3 separate regions of the Homo sapiens genome follow, and regions 2 and 3 are each linked to region 1. The links are chromatin loops, found by intact Hi-C in ENCODE. Cell type or tissue: GM12878. All regions are shown on one strand. Each heading gives the region's core, and the rest is flanking DNA. Links, peaks and the distances in the headings are about the cores only.

Region 1 (6,454 bases), core at 508-5,507:
ATGAACAGAGCTAATTGCCTACTGTACAGTATTTAATAAGCACACGTTGCATTAGCACCTGGATGGTTTGCAGAAGGAAATGCATACCTTTCAAGGGAAATGAGGAATTGTGAGCTAAGGAAAAAGACATTTGTCTATTCAACTTTTAGCATTAAATTTCTCAATCTAGTCACATTAATGCTTCATCTTATTTCTATTAGTTTTTTTTTCCAGTGCTAGTTCAGACTGGCACGGGATGAAATGGGCAAACATTGCAATTTAGATTACTCTGTAGGAAGTGGAGAAAACGTTTTCTGTTTATTTTGTAGTAAGGTAAGCATAATTTTAAAAAAGCTGCTATAGGCTTTTTCCCCCACTTTTAATGCCAGTAGAGGTGAAGCAAATTTACAAATTCTTCCTTAGGTTTTATACCAGGAAAATGTTTGCCCAAAGAACTGGCTATATTTGATGGAGTTGACCACTGTCTCACTACAGGTTCTAATGTTTGACAAACAGTTTTATTTTATGATTGCACCCAGAGCTCCTCATCATTACAAAGAAAGTGTATTTTGCTTTTTTTTTCCTGCTACCAACAGGATAAACCTCCTCAGCTGCAGCTTGTGGTTTGGAAAAGATTACTTTTTTAAAAAAGCTTTGAATCTTTTCCTAGAGATCAACAGCAATTATGCAACTCCCTGTTAACTGAGTTAGATTTAAAAACACAAACACAAAATATAAATCCCCCAATTCCAATAGCTAAGCAGCTGTGCTAGAAGGCACGGGAATGCATTTATTCTCTCCTGTTTGATTCCTTAGTCATACTTTAGATGCGTGGCAAATCAGTTGGACATTCAGAATGCCATAGGCTTCTGGAAGGATTACTCCAAGGTGATTGCAGTAGTTAGAGGTATAGATAATCTTACCTCAGGTCCATGTCGCCATCGACCCAATAGGCCAAGATATTGGAGGCAGTTCCTCCAGGGCAGCATCCTATAATGAGCACCACTACGGCCTGGAGCGGGAGGATGTCAAAGGCCACCGACAGGATGAATCCTGTGAGGGGCATGATTCCAAACTGACAGAGGAAGCCAACACAAATGCCCCACGGCCGCTTTATGTGCCCTAGAAATTTCTTGATTTCCACGTTGCATCCCATGGAGAACATCACCAAGGCCAACAGGATGGTCAGCACCGTACTTAGGACCACACTTAGGATGTTATTGAAATTGCTCTCAGGTACCACACAGGATGCACCAGAGCAAACTGTTGCATTGTCCACACAGCTGTTCGGATCATTCATTGCTGGGTCTGCTGCTGGAAAGGCCAAGTCCACAGAAGCGCTGGTCCCTGGGCCCTGGCTCTGCTGCTGGTTGAGTTAAGCAACGTTTACTTCTACCCCATCAAACTTTTAAACCCCTCCTAAAAATATGTCACTTGGTGTCTCTTTTGAAAGCCACCTTAGGGAAGTAATAAAAAACAATAAAGCTAGGATGTCAGTTTCAAGAGGTAGCATTACAACACAGAGCACGTTGTGAATCACAAAAGTCCAGCAAAATTATTGGTCAAGACAGAGAGTTACGATTAATCATTTATTGGCATGATAATGAACCATGCCATATAAAAAGAGCCACGTTAATGTTTAATGTCCTCGAGGGTTTGTTGGATAATTTCAGTTAAGTGACTTTTAAAATCAACTCTGAATAGTACAGAATCTTATAGGGATTGAGCCATAGGAACCATGCCATATAAAAAGAGCTGTGTTAATGTTTCATGCCATGAAGGTTTGTTGGATAATTTCAGTTAAGTGACACTTAAAATCAACTCTGAATAGTACAGAATCTTATAGGGACTGAGCCATAGGAACACATATTGTTCTCCCATTTCCCTTTCAATAGAAGGGTTTAGGGCCCTGAATAGTTGAGTGCCCTGTGCCTAATTATGTTGCAAATCAGGTGTCAGACTCTGAACTGGGACCCAGATCTCCATCCAATTTCCACTCCCAGTAGTTTTGCTACTGTATCAGTGTTTCCTGGAATTGCTTTGTAGTGTCCATAAAGTATATGGAAATTTAAGAAACTTCTAGGGTCTTGGTGCAAATCTGAGAGAGTAACATTTGGGAAGATAGAATGTTTTCTGTGTTTCCTGGTGGAAAGGAGTCTGACTTGCACAGCCACCCTCAACTACTTACACATGCAATTATGTGTGCGTTGTCATAGTAACAGAGTACTTTATAGATGGAGACAATACAATTATTTAGAGGGATGAACCTCAGAGAATTAGGTCAAAGTGACAGGATCTCTTTGTGCTTGGAGTCATAAATTGAAATTCGATTTTTTTTTTTTTGGCAGGGGGATTCCAAGAGAGATTTTTGTAAATGTCAAATAGTCGACCTCATGCTGGGCAGAACGCTGTATTTCAGTATACAGGGAAGATAAAGAAAGAGGTAGAGAAGAGATTGTCCTGTTTTCAGGAGTTTATAACCCAGTTATTGAGTTAGGACACAGAGTAATAATAAAATTGAATATTCCGATCATGATTCACAATTTGTAGGACAAATTCTAATTTATTATTCAACTTAATCATCTTAAATTAAGTAGGATTAGCACTCCCATTTTACAGATGACGACTTAAGGGTTGAGGAAATTGAGTGCTTTAGATAAGGTTAAAGGGAAATGAGAGAACAACGTGTTTTCCTATGGCTGGTATCTGGAAATACTGGAACCGAGCGTTCTGATTATGTGAAGAAAGTGGTCGGTTTGGCTTGCTGGGGATTGGAGTAATATCTTAGAACAGAGCTTCTCAAAACTCAGTGTGAACAGGATTCCCCTGGGGGCCTTGTTAAAATGCAAATTCTGATTCTGGAAGTCTAGGGAGAGTTTTCTTTCTAGCAAGCTTGTAGTTGATGGCGATGACACTGATCTGGGGTCACACTTTTAGTATCATGGCTTCAGAATAGCAGAGTGACAACAGTTGTACCCATATTGGTGACAACGGAACTTACCGGTCACAACTGAAAGCAGCTTTTGCAGAGAAACTCAATATGGGAAAATTAACCTTTTTCATAACTGGAGTAAATGTGAGCTGTGGCTAGCAGAATGGGCCACTGAGCAGAAGAGCTAATAGAGTGAAATGCCCAAACCACAGGTGGGGGTGCCTAGGCATTGAGCTACTGGGAAAAACCTGAGCCATTTCCTTCCAGGGCAACCGTGATTTGTACTTGTTGATGTGGCTATCTGAGTGGTCACGTCCTGCCTGCCTTTCTAGCACAAGTGGGGGCTGCCATTGTCCCTGACCTGGCTGCCTGCCAATTCCTGGGAGAGCCTTCTGTCTTTCCCACCTCCTTCCCCACCCCAACAGCTAAATGATAAACCAGGTAATATCCAAAGAGGCCTCCCCTCCCACTCCTAGGTGTATCATGACTTGGCCCTACCCTGCTGGCTGCTCCAAGCATTTCCTGGGACTGACCTCTGGCCTACTTCTGTCGGGAGCTGGCCCTCCCCAGGGCAGATGAGCCAAGTGCACTCCCTGCTGCCACACCTGAGCATCTGCACCTAGCCGCTCACACCTGGGCACCTGCACCTGAGCACCTGTGGCTGGCTCTTCCCCCAACTCCCAAAGGTGGGTGAGGCAGATGCCCATGCAGTGGTGATCAGTTTACGGTCTCTCTTTTCTGATTTCTCTTAACCTCAAACATTAGGTGAAAGGCAGAAAGCTAGCCTAGGATTGAACGGCAAATAGCCTCTTCACCAGGTCTGATCTGCAAAGGAAAATTTGAGCCCTGCAGGCGGGAAGGATTTGGATTCTGAAATTTCTCTTAAAGTTGGAAGGCTGCAGTGCAAGGCCCAATGCACAGGGCTCAAGACAAGCATATTTAGACACCCTCCTTTGAACTCAAATGGGTTTCCCAGGGCAGGCCTCCTGTTTTGGGCCATGGCTGCTTCTGGGTTGGCCAGGTGTGATCCATACTTAGGCTTTTTGCTCACAGTGCTGGAAGCAGGGAAGAAAAGTGAAGGGAGCAGAAAGCAGGTTCAGAACAAAGCTCTTCTCAAATTTCAGATGACTTTCTAAGGAGATTTTAGGCTCCCAGGGGCAGAATGCTTTGCATATAGACAACTTGCAAATGAGCAGTCTGTTTGACTAGACAGAGTGCTACAGTTCTGCTTAAAAAAAAGTGCCAATGCATTTCTAATTTCACATTGTTTTTACATAAATTTGCACATTAGGCTTGAGAGGTTTTATATTCAAGTATCGGAATGATTCACAATTAATTAGTACCCTTAACTTCAGCTATATTCAAATCCAGACACTGAAAGTATCTAAATATATAAAAATCATTCTCAGGAAACAACAGGTGCTGGAGAGGATGTGGAGAAATAGGAACACTTTTACACTGTTGGTGGGACTGTAAACTAGTTCAACCATTGTGGAAGTCAGTGTGGCGATTCCTCAGGGATCTAGAACTAGAAATACCATTTGACCCAGCCATCCCATTTTACTGGGTATATACCCAAAGGACTATAAATCATGCTGCTATAAAGACACATACACACGTAAGTTTATGGCAGCACTATTCACAATAGCAAAGACTTGGAACCAGCCCAAATGTCCAACAATGATAGACTGGATTAAGAAAATGTGGCACATATACACCATGGAATACTATGCAGCCATACAAAATGATGAGTTCATGTCCTTTGTAGGGACGTGGATGAAATTGGAAATCATCATTCTCAGTAAACTATCGCAAGAACAAAAAACCAAACACCGCATATTCTCACTCATAGGTGGGAATTGAACAATGAGATCACATGGACACAGGAAGGGGAACATCACACTCTGGGGACTGTTGTGGGGTGGGGGGAGGGGGGAGGGATAGCTTTAGGAGATATACCTAATGCTAAATGACGAGTTAATGGGTGCAGCACACCAGCATGGCACATGTATACATATGTAACTAACCTGCACATTGTGCACATGTACCCTAAAACTTAAAGTAAAATAATAATAAAATTAAAAAAAATAAAAAATCATTCTCTTTAATTGTAATACGGAATTGGAAACAGATGCACACCTGAGAGGGGTAGTCAGGAGGCTGGAGCTTCATTTTCGTCGTCATCCTTCTCAGTCTTTTCTGCTACATTTTGTCACACCCTGGGCTCACATGCAGGCCACCCTCAAGAAACCAGGAGCCGGTTCCTGCTTCTGGCCGCCTGGGCGCAGACATGAGAATTTGACATCTGAGGCTTCCCTTTTGTTCCTGTGTATCAATTTGAGGAGGCCAGGGTTCAATAGCTTTCTAGCATGTTTGCCCTGAGGTTCACATGATAAAAGATGAGCTTCCTATCTTCTATTGTGTTTCATCACAAATGGCTCTATTCAGATCAATGGCCCTCTTGGATTTGATTGACTCTGTTAAGTACTTTCCTGTGACTGAAGTTATCTCCCTCTCTCTCCTCTCTAGTTCCTTTCTACAGATTGATCTTTTATGAAACCTGAAAGTCCCACAATTAGAGCTCTTTGGAGTTACCACTGACCCTCTTTAAGGCAACAAGTACCTTGGGGAGAATGCCCCGTGAATGACTAGCTATTCATTCTTGAGTCTTTAGAGGGAAAAGGCAGCATAGTATTGAGGAGAAGAAAGTAGGATAGAAGAACCTGGAATCTACTGGATGGAAAATGCACTAGGCTTGGAATCAGAACTGGGTTCTAGATCTGCTTCTTTTGAAAATACTGTGCAGACTATTCAGGTTTTTATGAATGAATGTGAATCCTTATTAAACATCTGTAGGATGGTCCCACCACTTTGGAAAATGATTATAGCTAAATGTCCATATGCCCTCCGACCCAGCCATTCCAGTCCTAGGTTTCAATCTAAAGAAATCTATAAATTAAGTTCCCCAAGAGACATGAACTAGAATGTTCACAGTGACTCCATTCATAATAGCGTCAAACTGGAATCTATCCAAATGTCCATCAAGGGTAGAATAGGTAAATATATTGTGGTATATTCACACGATGGACTTCTATACATCAGCTGGATGAGTAATCTACTACCACAAATCTAATGTTGAGTGAAAGAAACCAGAAACTAAAGAACACATACAAAAACAGGCAAAGCAAATCTATGGTGTTAGAAGTTAGGATAGTCGTTACCTTGGCAGTATGGAAGATCAGAGACTAGGAGGGGTCACAAGTACCAATACTTCAATATAAAGTAAACAAAAACAAAAACAAAAATCAACCTGACACATTTGATAAGAAGAGATTGGGGAGTGGTCTGTGCCCATGCCTAGAGAAGGCAGGAAATGACACTAAACTTGAGAAGAAGTCAGGAGAGAATAAAGGCTGGGAGTAGAGATGGGAGGAGAAGTTGGGGGGTAGGGCTAGGAGGTGGGTAGGTGGATGGCTAGTTCACTTTCATCGTTTTAGCAAGGGTTGGCTCTGTTAATTATCCTGTATCTTACTCATTTTGTGT
Region 2 (6,454 bases), core at 663-5,662, 140 kb before region 1:
TTAAAAAATCTTAGTCTCCTTAAGCTTTAGTAAGTCTCAGAAATGTGAAACATGCTTAGTTAATGTTTGCTAAAAGAACTCAGACCTTCCATTACATATCCTTGTATATGACTATCAAACACGTCTCTGTTTTCAGGACTTTTTGTTTCTTTGTTTTTTTGAGACAGAGTCTTGCACTGTTGCCTGGGCTGGAGTCCAGTGGCGCGATCTCAGCTCACTGCAACCTCTGCCTCCTGGGTTCACGCGATTCTCCTGCCTCAGCCTCCTGAGTAGCTAGGATTACAAGTGCACACCACCACACCTGGCTAATTTTTTGTATTTTTAGTGGAGATGGGGTTTCACTATGTTGGCAAGACTGGTCTGGAACTCCTGACCTCGTTACCTGCCCACCTTGGCCTCCAGACTTTTGGTTGAGTGTGCTTGTAGAGATCTTATTTTTATGTGGTAGTATTTTAAATATGGGGTTGAAAGGACAAATGACCTCAGTACCTATGTTATCTTTTATTGCATTCCACTAACATTCCCATGTTTCTGTTTTTTGCCTTCTCTCATCTTCATTTAGCATGTCAATATTTTATAAAATAGATGATGATACAGAACTTTCAAATATATATCCCAGGAAATAAACAAGATGGAACCTGGAGTTGGTCATGAAGAATTCTTGAGAGCCAGTATTCTGAGTTTTTCTTCAGTGACCCAATGTTAATCACTTTGAAAGAAGAGAGGCAAAGAAGTCTGTTTTTCATTCCATCTCTTTGCCTGTGTAAATAATTACTATCAGTTTCTAGGCTTTAGGACCAGTGCCATAAAGACATTTTAAGGTTCAATTTCACAGACTCATTTCTGACTATCTCAGGACACCATGGGAATGATCTGTGTACTGTGTTGTTTTCTGGAGTGACTTGGCCATGCAGCCCTTTTGCTATGACACAGCAGCAGAAATCAGGCCTGTTTTATTTAGTGCCTCCTTTTTTCTTCCATTGTTCTCATGTGTTTCAGACCCTCACCACCTGGTGACCGGCTGTAACCCCCTCTCCAGCTTCCTTAGGGGGCAATATCCCTATGAGAATGTGAGTCAGAAACACAGTGGCCACTGGATACAGCACTGCTAGAGACAAGCGAAGATCAAGCAAGCTGAGGTCAGCACAGGTAGACAGGTTCAGCTGGAAAAAGGACTGGGTGAGCTGTGCTTGGAATGAGACTGGCAAGTCTGATCTGGTGCTAGGCGGAATTCTGAACTTAAAAGTTGACAACAGGTGGGAGAAAATTTCAATAGGGCTGGACATACTATGAAGAATACACAGAGAAATTACTGGCTTTGATAAGGATCTCTGCAGATGAGACATTTTATCTAGGGCAATTCAGATATATTAAATTGGCCCTACTCCAGGTAGAGACTTACTGGTCTTAAAGGGCTCTCATCAGTTAAGGAGAAACCACTTCCCTTAAAAGGAAAGGCGTTTCTTCATCTAGCTGTGCTTCTTCAGTAGGTGAACAAGAGGGGGAATGCAAGTGAAGGAGACGGGCACAAAGCCCGACCTCCTTGTGGACTTGGGCTTCTCCGGGGAATGCTTGTTCTCGGGGATGTGGTTGGATTAGCCCTGGGAGGTGGGGAGAGGAGGAGATCGGTGGAGGGCGGTTTTCTTCCTTTTCCCTTTGCTTGGATTTCCCCTTCTGAGACCAAGTCACCATATGGCACCAAAGGGAGAGGTTTGGCCCAGGAACATAGACTTCTCATTTTCCAGTTTGCACAGCTCATCCTGCCCATATAGATCTCTTCTTCACTTTCAAATAAAGCTTCCTGAAATGTAATTTTCATTGTATCAAAGGCCTTTAATGACTTCTTATTGTTAATAAATTGCAAACCCCTTAGGCTGACATTCAAGGATCTTGACTATCTGGCCCCAACCTACCTCATTCTTCCCAAAGCAAACCCTTGACTCTGAAGCAAGTGTACTGGCTGTTTCTTGAAGACACATGCAGTTCCTGTCTTCAGGATTTGTCCATACTACTATCATCCATCTAGAACACCTCTTCACTCTTCTCCATTGATGTGAATTTTTAAACACAACTGCTCAAATCCTACCTTTTCCACTCTTTTTTTTTTTTTATTTTGAGACGGAGTCTCGCTCCATTGCTCAGGCCGGAGTGCAGTGGCGCGATCTTGGCTCGCTGCAAGCTCCGCCTCCTGGGTTCATGCCATTCTCCTGCCTCAGCCTCCCGAGTAGCTGGGACTACAGGCCCCTGCCACCATGCCCGGCTAATATTTGTATTTTTGGTAGAGATGGGGTTTCACCGTGTTAGCTAGGATGGTCTCAATCTCCTGACCTTGTGATCCGCCCGCCTCTGCCTCCCAAAGTGCTGGGATTACAGGCGTGAGCCACCGCGCCCAGCCCCTTTTCCACTCTTGACCCTTCTGAAACCAGTTGGGTTCTTGCTTTTCTTTCCGTAATGTCTAACTGAGTTTGGTGATCTCTGGTAAGAGTAAATGAGTGAAAAGAAAACAAAATATTAATACCAAAGACTGTGTGGAAGGACTATGCTTTCCAGAAGTAAGCTGTCTAAACTTCCTCCAAGAGATAAATGCCTTTAAGATATGCATCTCTTACTTTGCCCTCTTGAGTATCAGATATCTTCCTCTCTCAGCGTGGCATTTGTTTAAAATCCACTGGGGATATTTTTGCATCACTGACTGAACACACTTAGAGGGCTCAAGTAGCAGAATATTCTCAGGGCACACTCTGTGTCTTGAGTCCGGGACATTCTCAGGGACTTGCAGCTATCAGTTTTCTTTCCAAGCATGCAGACACTACTTATGTAATTCTGGCCTCAAGGGTATTTCCAGGACACTTGTCTGCAGACAGGAGCAGGATAATTAGCACATACACGATGGCCCATACAAGAGGGGGACAATTAGGATAAAAGTTGGAATGGTCCAGATTTTAAACTGAAACTGCTAGGTTGAGAAAGACTCAAGACAAAGGCTCTACGGGGTGTGGGCCAGGAAATGTGGGTTGGCATGGTGTTAGAAAGTCCCCATGAAAACACAGGATATGATTTATTTTATGCTTTCTTTTATTTTTTGTTTTTGAGATGGAGTCTCGCTCTGTCACCAGGCTGGAGTGCAGTGGTACAATCTTGGCTCACTGCAAACTCTGCCTCCCAGGTTCAAAGGATTCTCCTGCCTCAGCCTGCTGAGTAGCTGGGATTGCAGACACCCACCACCACACCTGGCTAATTTTTGTATTTTTTGTAGAGACAAGGTTTCACCATGTTGGCCAGGCTGGTCTTGAACTCTTGACCTCAAGTAATCCACCTGCCTTGGCCTCCTGAAGTGCTGGGATTACAGGCGTGAGCCACTGCACCTGGCCACAAGGATATGACTTAGATCCCTAGCATGTTTGCAATGCACACTGGACACTTGCAGATCTCATGTTTGAATGATGGGAATTGACTAACTTTCCAATATGCTAAGACGGGTAGACTTTGGTCAAGGGAGGTCAGGAGCATCCAAGTAGTTGAAAGAGTTCTGAAGTCGTTGTACAACTGCTTGCCTTAATGCAGCAAATGTTCTGTGGATAATATCTTCCTGCCGAGTTACATCAAATGGAAATCGAGCTGTGTATTTTCTTAGCATCTTAGGCCACAGTGCCCTGTGCGTTTAACTCAAAACTCTTTAAGCTATAGTGGAACACCCTTAATGGATCATTTGGCATATGTGGTGATGCTTACATGAAACAAACTTCTAAAAAATTTAAACTAAACCTTTTAGAACTTCCCACTAGGGAGCACAGTTGCGTTGAAAGGCAATATAATTTATGACATCAGAAGACTCTTGTTAGTCTCTTTAGAAAGTGTTCTTTTCATTTTCCTGACTACATTTTCTTTTTTTTCAAAAGAAAATCAATTATTTCATTAGATGAAACATTTTAGGATGCATGTATGTTTTTCAGGAATCACATACAAGGTAATAGACTGTTATGGTGATTTCTATCCAGCACAAGCTACATACAAGTAATATTTCATTGAGGTTTTCTGGCCCATTATTTTTATAGGTAAAGTTATATTTAGGGAGGGGTAATGGTGTGTCAGGGGAAACGGATGCTGAGACATTATAATTAACTTGCATTTTAAAGAAAGGCAAGCTAGACACTAGCCTTAGTGTGTAAGCTGTAACAATTAGAAAGAGATCTTTATTCTAAAATTATTAACTGCAATAATTAACTTTTAATAAACTCTGATTCTGAGATACTATTGGTTGGTATGACTAAATTTAAAAGTCAGCATTTTGTGGTCACACACCTGTATCTACGTATTTATTTTACTAGGATGCAATTGGTAAAACTCTCATTTTTCTTATTTTGAGTAGAAGTCAGTAGTAGTTTGCAACATAATTTAGCAAGCAAACTGTTCAGCATGATTCTGTCTTTCTATTTGTATGAGTGAGGTTTCATGACCCTTGGACCACAAAGACTTCACTTGGAGACAAAGTGTGACCCAGCACACTCCCGTAAACTTTTAAATGATCCAGCCTCATGACCGTAGCTACAATTATAAAGAATATTATAGTTCATTTTTCATTTGTTTATATATACACAGCAACTTATTTTATGTACAATCTTGATGCATAACTCAGTAATTATGACACAGTTACCCCCAAAATATCGGGGCTATGTGAATTAAAAAATGTTCTTAATAACCTTGTATTTCTTTCAGAAGAACCTATAAAAAGGAATGATTGCTTTTCAGAGCAGCAAAGGATAATCAGAGAGCCCAGAGTGGGGGAAATCTCTTCTCTTGGGCTTTGCTTGGGACTCATCCATCTGCTGTCTCTGTTCTCAACTGTCTATTAAAGCAAATGAGCAGACTCATATTCTGTTTCTGTGGAAGAGCTCATTACCTCCCACCTTTAGGATGAAGCTCTAACTTCTTACATAATGCTCAGTGCAGTAATACTGGGGTCAAGACTGGAATTCTTCCTTAAAGCAAGTTATTGGATTATGATTCTATAGTCAGGGACCTCAGTAATATTTGGTGTATCTTTTTTTTTCTTTTTTTTTAAGGCTTCCTTCAAACTTGGAATCCAGAGCAGACTTTCCTGGTAAAGAGATGACGCTTTATTGCTTTAACCACTATTTTATTTACCAGGTGCTTAAATAATGCTGACTCTTTGCCAGATGCGTGAAAATGTCTTAGAAATAATTAACTCCTTTAATCCTCACAATGACTCTAAGATAGACTCTGACTTTTCCTATTTCACGAATGAGTAAGTCACATGCCCAAGGTCACAAAGGTAGACCAGGAGCACAGGCTGAGCATAGGCATCAGCTCTGGAGTCCATGTCCTTGGCCACAGTCTCTGCGGCCATTAAACCATCCATACAGGTTACCTTCTGGAACCTAAACTCTCACGTGCCCTGGCTGGTGTCTCTAAGCCTGTCCTGGAGGATGCATCAGCATCCTCACGGTTCAGCATCCCCCAAAGAAACCCCACACATTTACATCCCACCACCAGCTTCCCTTCTTGCAATCCAGACACAGTGGATGCCTGGATGAGATTTCTCATAACTTGGTGCCTTTACACTTCTCCTTACTCCACTCTTATGGGAGACTTTTTCCCTTTTTATTCATAGGATATTCTTCCAGCGACTTTTCAAGGTATAGCTCTTTTGACCGTTGCCTCCTTCTGGCAGACTGAAGCACGTGCTTGGTCCACACCACTCCAATGCTTCCTGTTTGATCATAGCCCTCTTATGCCATCTTTCAGCCTGATTTGAGTCCTTTTGGACTGCATCTGGGATTTGGGGCCTGGCTCAATAGGCCCTGGGGCCTGATAATTCTGGGTGGTGAGTGTGGGGCCAAAGTCCCACCCCCTTCCTTAATGAAACCCTATAGAATTTTTAAGAGCTGACCACCTTTTGAGCAATGCTTATTATCGTTATATGCATGACATGCTCCTTCTTAACTGGATCAGCCAATCTGTTGAAATGACTCTCATAGCTATAATAAATTGTCTGGGACGTGAGCTTCAGAATACAGATATAACACTAGAAAGATCTAATTGAGTTTAACTTTTATTTTTTACTATTTTTTTTAACCAAGCAGCAGCACTGATGGGTTTAACCTTTATAGACATACGTATTTATAAGACTCTGACCAAAATGCTAAAAACAGATGCGAAACAACACTCCACCAAAACATTACATTGAAAGAATATTAATTTCATATTAAATATGCCTATCATAGCCTCATGAATACACAGTTATTAGATTTCCATAGGAACTGAAAATGCTGAATAGTTAAGAATTTCCTCAGCAATTTATTTCTTGTTAGGATTTCTCCTGTAATCTGTAATAGTTTTGGCAAACTGAAATAACAATATATTGCTGTAATCACATAAATCTCCAATAGTTCTTTAGTCAGCCTGGTTTTGATATTTGAAAAATAGATATATT
Region 3 (6,454 bases), core at 949-5,948, 110 kb after region 1:
ACATAAGGACTTCCTCGCTCTACCGAAGCTTGAAGAAACATAGGCTGATGTCTTCAAATATGAAACATTTTCAGCAAGTTCATTAGTTGGGTTCATATCTTCCCTTGTGTTTCAGTGGGAGAATCCTCTATTGGCTTAAATTTGCCTGGGTGGTTCCCAAACTGTTGGATGAATAGAGCATCCTAGGAAGCTTATGAAAAATGTCTGTTTCTAGACAGTGTAATTCAATAGGTCAGGGTGAGTTCCAGGGATTAGCACCCGTGTGATCAACAGCCGATGGTCCTCACACCACATCTTGAGAAATCTGCTTCCAGGGCAGTGGCTCTCAAACATGAGGGAGCATCAGGAGCACCTGGGACTTGTTAAACACAAACTGCAGGTCCCCACCCTCAAAGCTTCTGATTCAGCAGGGCTGGGCAGAGTCTGATAACTTACTTTATGTAACAAGTTCCCAGGTGATGTTGATGCCGTTCTTTGGGAACCCCACTTTGAGAACCGTTGCTCTTGGGTATTCCCATTGTGGCCACCAGCTGGTTAAGAGTCAGACTTTGACAAATACCAAATGTTATGCTCCTTGTTCTGAGGTGTATGAGGAGGCATGTCTCAGTTCGTAGCTTCTTGAAGGAAAATTTATACAAGACACAGACTCCTTTTTAGGTAATAAACTATTATTGTTCACAGTGGAACTTCTGGACCTTCATTAAAGAAAGTGCTAATTTTCAAGGCCCAGGTTTTAGAGGCTGTGTATAAGGCTCCAATGCAGAGGCCGTTCCCATGTTGACATAGCCTATCTAAAACTGATTTTAACTTTTTTTTTTTTTTTTTACATTTTACTTTAAGTTCTGGGATACATGTGCAGAACATGCAGGTTTGCTACATATGTATACATGTGCCATGGTGGTTTGCTGCACCTATCCACTTCTAGATTTTAAGCCCCAAATGCATTAGGTGTTTGTCCTAATGCTCTTCCTCCCCTTTTCCTCTCCTTTCCCCCGACCCCTGACAGGTCTCAGTATGTGATGTTGCCATCCCTGTGTCCATGTGTTCTCATTGTTCAACTCCCACTTATGAGTAAGAATATGCAGTGTTTGGTTTTCTGTTACTGTGTTAGTTTGCTGAGAATGATGGCTTCAGGCTTCATCCATGTTCCTGCAAAGGACATGAACTCATTCTTTTTTATGGCTGCGTAGTATTCCATGGTGCATATGTGCCACGTTTGCTTTATCTAGTCTATCATTGATGGGCATTTGGGTTGATTCCAAGTCTTTGCTATTGTAAATAGTGCTGCAGTAAACATGTGTGCATGTGTCTTTACAGCAGAATGATTTACAGTCCTTTGGGTACATACCCAGTAATGGGATTGCTATGTCAAATGGTATTTCTGGTTCTAGATCCATAATGTCACATTACCTTTAACAGGAGGTGCAGTTTGTGGTCTCATGAGACCTAAGTAATGTTTTGAGGTACTAATTATATGTGAAGAGCAATTATTACTTATAGTTGGGTTCAAAGAGAACTATTTATATTGGCAGAGTCTGTAATGAATATTAATCAATTATTGGATATTAGTTATAATAATAAATACTTTTTATTAATCTGTTTCCTTTTGTAAAGGAACTCTGCTGATATTTTCATGACTACACAAATCAGCTAGTCTGATATTAACCACAATTACTTGGTTTAAGTTTACTCTTAAGAATGACTAAGAGTTATTTTTCCTAGTCACCAGCCTTAGAGAATTGTGACTTATTTGAAATGCTAATACTTGTGAAGTTCTGATGCTGCTTAATGCTACATTGTGACATGCATTTTCTCTCCCATGAATACAGGTGAGCAACTTTTAAACAGCAAAGTAATTCCTTAAGAGATTTCCTAATGTTGACTAATAGAAAACATCTCACTTTTTCCACTTTCACTTTTCCCCAGCAAGTTCATTATGGAGTAGATAGTTTAGAAGGCTGATGCAGAAAGGAGTCTGAACATATTTGTAATGTCAGAAAAAGTGGAGGAAGAGATGACCAAACATTACAAAAGAGCTTTGTAAGTTAAGAACTGAAACACCAAACTGGAAAACACAGGTTCTTTATTATAAAATTGGTTGTTACCTATCCATAACATTGATGAGGCTGACATGTTTAGAATGAGCTTTTTTATCCTTAAGTATTTTTTTCCTGTTCTGCTTTGCATTACTAGAAGAGAAGAAGAAAAAAGCAGAGACATATAGTTATGTTAATTTCTGAAACCTCTTTTCAATGAAATTTTAACCTCTGTTATGTGCCAAGTGCAATAAATATCTTGCTTTTGTGTTGGCGATACATATGAAAATCCTGGCCTCCTTTTTAATTAGCCCTACAACACAATTACAGCCTTTGGGTTATCAAACTCTTACACCAGATAAAAGAGGAAAAACACCACCACGATGTGGTGGTCCAATTGATGGTAATTGGACCTGGTCTGGATCGGAAAGGGCAATTATCATTTCTCACTGCTTCTCTTCCTCTTATGTGAAGTTCATTTGGACGACCTTTTGCCATTTTTGCCCAATGACATAGAGTGGCCTGTTCTTGGGCTGAAAGCACTCTAGTTACTCTTGCTGTCAGAGAAGTATTTCAGCAGATCATGGCTTGCAGCTACAATAAGAAACCAGTGAAAGTGCAGGCAAAATTTGTTTCCTTTCAAGCGAAGAGGTAGTTTTGTTTTTTTCCCCATTGTGTCCTAAGCCTGGGTTTAAGGATATGATATTGGTTTCCACAAAAAGTCGAAAAATTTACATACTGATGGTATCTGCACTTCAGGAATTTCCTTTAAAATAAATATTAAATAAGTCATGATGCTTAAAAACTAGATATGAGAAGTAGTGCACATGATTGCTAGTAAGAGGAGATCCCCAAGTTCCTGTACTGTGATCAGGTGCCTCAAAACACACCATTGGAATTGGAGTTGGAGGCTTAGAGTAGAAACAAGTTAATTTTAGCCTTTAAAGTTGGCCCCCTTCGTTGTAGGGGGCAAGAAACAGCCTGGTTTTGTCCAAAACAAATGGTGATGGTTTCTATTGCATAAAATATGATTGTGTACGTATAAAGCTCAACACCCTACTTACCTGGGTTATTCTGGCAAAAGTTCTATTTTAGTCCAAATTACCTGCTTTGGGAAGAAGGTTGCTTTTCTCAGGGGGTAATTACCAGTGCAATCGCAGCACCATCTGCTCGCCTTATGTTCTGTAGATGACTCGAAGGAGATAGTTTCAGGAGAGACCTGAAAAGGGAACATTTCAGGAGGGAGGAAATGAAGATAACCTAAAAGAAAGTAATAATTAGGAACTTAAAGAGGAAGAACATATGGTTTTGAACATATAACTTAGCAGTGTCCTAGACCTCTGGCCCAGCTGAGGTTTTCCCAGGAGTAAGAACTGAGAGAGAGTCGGGGCTAGAACAGAGAGTGGCCAATTAACCTAAAGGGAATCTCCAGAGGGACCTAGCAGAGAGAAATAGCAGATGGTATTCATTTGTGATTTTGTGGTGAAGAAGTAGCCGCAGGCTAGGTGCAAACGGCAGAATCTTGCTTTCCATATTCTAAGACAAAACTTTAAAAGGAAAGCCTGCGTACCCAGGAGAATTTTCATGCAGTCATCATTCATTTAAAAAATATACTTAACACCTCCTAAGCAGGATGTATTTCACTAGGCTGTTAGAGGAGATATGCTGATGTGTAAGTTATGGTTCCTTCCCTTGGGGATTGTACAATTCAATAGGAAAGCAGGGGAAATAAGATGTGTGCATGTCCAGGTAACTACCATTCATGGCACATAAGTGCCACATTAGGGAGACAAAGTGCTATGGGGTTTCACAGAGGTGAGAGTTAATTCCTGTTAGGGCATGAGGAGGAGGCTTCATGGAGAATGTGGAATTTGAGCGGGACCTCTGTGGATAGATAGAATTTTGCTGAGCTCTGAGAGCCTGCCTTGTATGGAGGTGGGATTCAACAGAGATTCAGGGACTTTAAGTAGAGTGGTTTGGGATTTTAATATTTATCTGGAGAGACAAAATTATATAAATATTTTTCACACTTTAAATACATCTGAAATTTGATTCTGCATTCTTGGGCGATTAAGCTGCATTTGAAAAAATGTGTACAATCAACCTTCAGTAGTTCTAGCTTTAGCATATGTTAATCTTGCTCCTGCAGCTGTGACCTCAGAAATAGAATTTTAGCAAGAATAATTTTTTTATATATTTAAATTTTTTTTAGCTTTGGCAAACAAAGGCAGGAATGGCTTGAATTGCAAAAGCCACTAATGTTGTCAGATTCTCTTTTGCTTAGAGCCAGGTTGGAGTCTTGTCTGGAGGAACTGGAGTTTCTCTTATCACCCTGGACCCTCTATTCCATATGACCTGTCCCATATGTCATTCTCTCAGTGTCAGTTTTTGAATTATATAATAGGAACACTTGCATCTATCCTATTGTTAGTATCATGAAATAAATATCTTTCTGTAATATTTGAAACTAGTAAAAAGTGACATTGGGATACATGTTCTTTTACTCCACAAAGACAAGTTATTTAGTGACTTTTTAAGGGAGGAAAAACATTGAAATCCCTAGGTATAGTAGACCACATTTATCCATAGTATCCACCTTTTGGTGTCTTTCCCCCACCTTTTAATTTTGGTGAGTGCGCGCAAGTACATCTCCCCTCCGTCCCTCCCCATCCGTATCCAGGTCTTCTTGCCACGCAGTTCCTCCCTTGACAGTCTCCTAGTCTGTCAGCAGCAGGAACTGAGAGGATCAATTCAAGTGTGAATTATCTTTAATTAAAACCTGTCACTTAGAAGTAAGTGAAAGAGAATTTAACCTTTGTTTATTCCACCTCAGCTCCTCCAAGCGTCCCAGGGCTCCACTTTGAAGGGCCAGCCTGCTGCCTGTGGCTTGAGTGGATCACCCAAGGTTTCTGCTACTTGTGGAAGACAACCACTATTTTTCAGTATCCGTGAGCTGCCCAGGGGCACGCTCCCGGATCCATGTTACAAAATAGCCTTTCCTCCCGTTCGTTCTCCTCATTACACAAACATATGTCCATAGTGTGTATGAGAGACCATGAGTTCGAGCTTCCCTGCTCTCCTGTTCTCAGAGGCCTCCGTCGTCTTACAGACACCCAGCTGTCCTGCTGGATGGGCTTACACACTTTACTGTCACACTTAGTGGGGTGGCAACTGAGGACCATTGTCATGAAATCTCTCAACTTTTCTGTATTCTCAACTCCAATCTTGCAATATTGCATTTCCAACTAACTATAAGCATCTTCATTTGGCCATCCCTTTAGCACCTTAGATTCTGTCTGGGCCCAGCTTTCTAGGGCTAAGAGTTGGGGCAGGTCTTTGCCTGCTGTGCCAGTTGGTGATTCTGCCAGGAGAGTCTTGGTGAGAGGTTGGTGTGGCTGAACTGAGAAGTCCATCACCTAGGAGCATCTGAAGTTAGTTGACAGCCATGATGGAGGGCATGAGCCATGGGTAAACAGGAGCAGTGGTAAGCTGATCATCAGTTGGAAAGGCTGGCTGTTGGGAAGTAAAAAAGAATAAGGAGTAGACGAAACAGATTAGATAGAGACTACGTTGAGGTCCTAATAGGGCAAATATTGCTTTAGAATTGGTTTGAGTAGTATTTACTCAACATAAGTCTCTGTAGATAACTTGGCACACTTTGCTGGGTTGGGGTTGTACCTAAAATTCGCAGACATACTAGACAAATTTGCAGGTGTGGAAATAAACTTATCTTCTATTTCCTTCTCTTGTGTTGCCTCTGAAGGTCATCATGATTCTCCCAGTTACTCAAGGCTTTTTATGATTCCCTCTCCTTTGCTTCTCCCTCATATCCATTTGCTAAGTCCTATATTTCTGTCTCTGAGGTAGCTCTCATACCCTGGCCTTTTTCCTTTGTCTCTCTGTGGTCTATTGAAGTAGTCTAATAGTCTTGTCTCTAACTGTGCTCCCCTCTACTACTTACACACAGCGGGCAATCTTCTTGATGCAACCGTTAATTATTTACTCACATGCTCCATATCCTTCAGTTATTTTTTTTTCATTCCCCTTAAAGAGCAGTTTCTCAGATGGCATGCTAGGCTCTCTCTGATCTAGTTTCAACATGCTCTAAGTAGTGTGTTTCCCATCACTTTTCTTTGTGAACCATTGCTGCAGGAAAGTTAAGGGAAATACTGGTCTCTACTCCCATACCTCTCACTTTCTTACATTTGTTGGTCCTCTTCCCTCTGCCATGATATTCTCCTTCCAACTACCTCTATCATTTACACATAATCAAATCCTACCTATTCTTCTCTAGTTCAAATGCCACATCCTTTTCGAAGCCATCCCTCATCTTAACAGCTAGGATAAAGTTAATCCTACCTCCTCTGAACACCAAGTCATTTTCTTTATACTTCTCTTAGCTTATTGTTTTGTTGTAT

Evidence for each region. Peaks named below come from ENCODE experiments on the same cell type or tissue, not always from the same donor. Only the 100,000 strongest peaks of a DNase experiment are listed, where the experiment ranks them.
Region 2: it touches region 1 in a loop (2.1-fold over the local background); 1 of 110 quality-filtered maps calls a loop at or near these places.
Region 3: it touches region 1 in a loop (4-fold over the local background); 1 of 110 quality-filtered maps calls a loop at or near these places.

The regions. Positions count from the first base shown.
Region 1 is chr13:103,064,971-103,071,424 of GRCh38, forward strand. It overlaps SLC10A2 (solute carrier family 10 member 2), which reads right to left and starts at 1,447. Exons shown (of 6, transcript NM_000452.3): 1 at 903-1,447. The coding sequence starts at 1,279. In GM12878, for the core only: no CTCF peak of the experiment used is centred there; a DNase peak (open chromatin) is centred at 2,911; H3K27ac peaks cover 766 bases.
Region 2 is chr13:102,928,043-102,934,496 of GRCh38, forward strand. No RefSeq gene overlaps it. Among named protein-coding and RNA genes, the nearest start is that of ERCC5, 85 kb to the left of the region's middle. In GM12878, for the core only: no CTCF peak of the experiment used is centred there; a DNase peak (open chromatin) is centred at 2,784; H3K27ac peaks cover 1,068 bases.
Region 3 is chr13:103,175,996-103,182,449 of GRCh38, forward strand. No RefSeq gene overlaps it. Among named protein-coding and RNA genes, the nearest start is that of SLC10A2, 110 kb to the left of the region's middle. In GM12878, for the core only: no CTCF peak of the experiment used is centred there; a DNase peak (open chromatin) is centred at 3,476.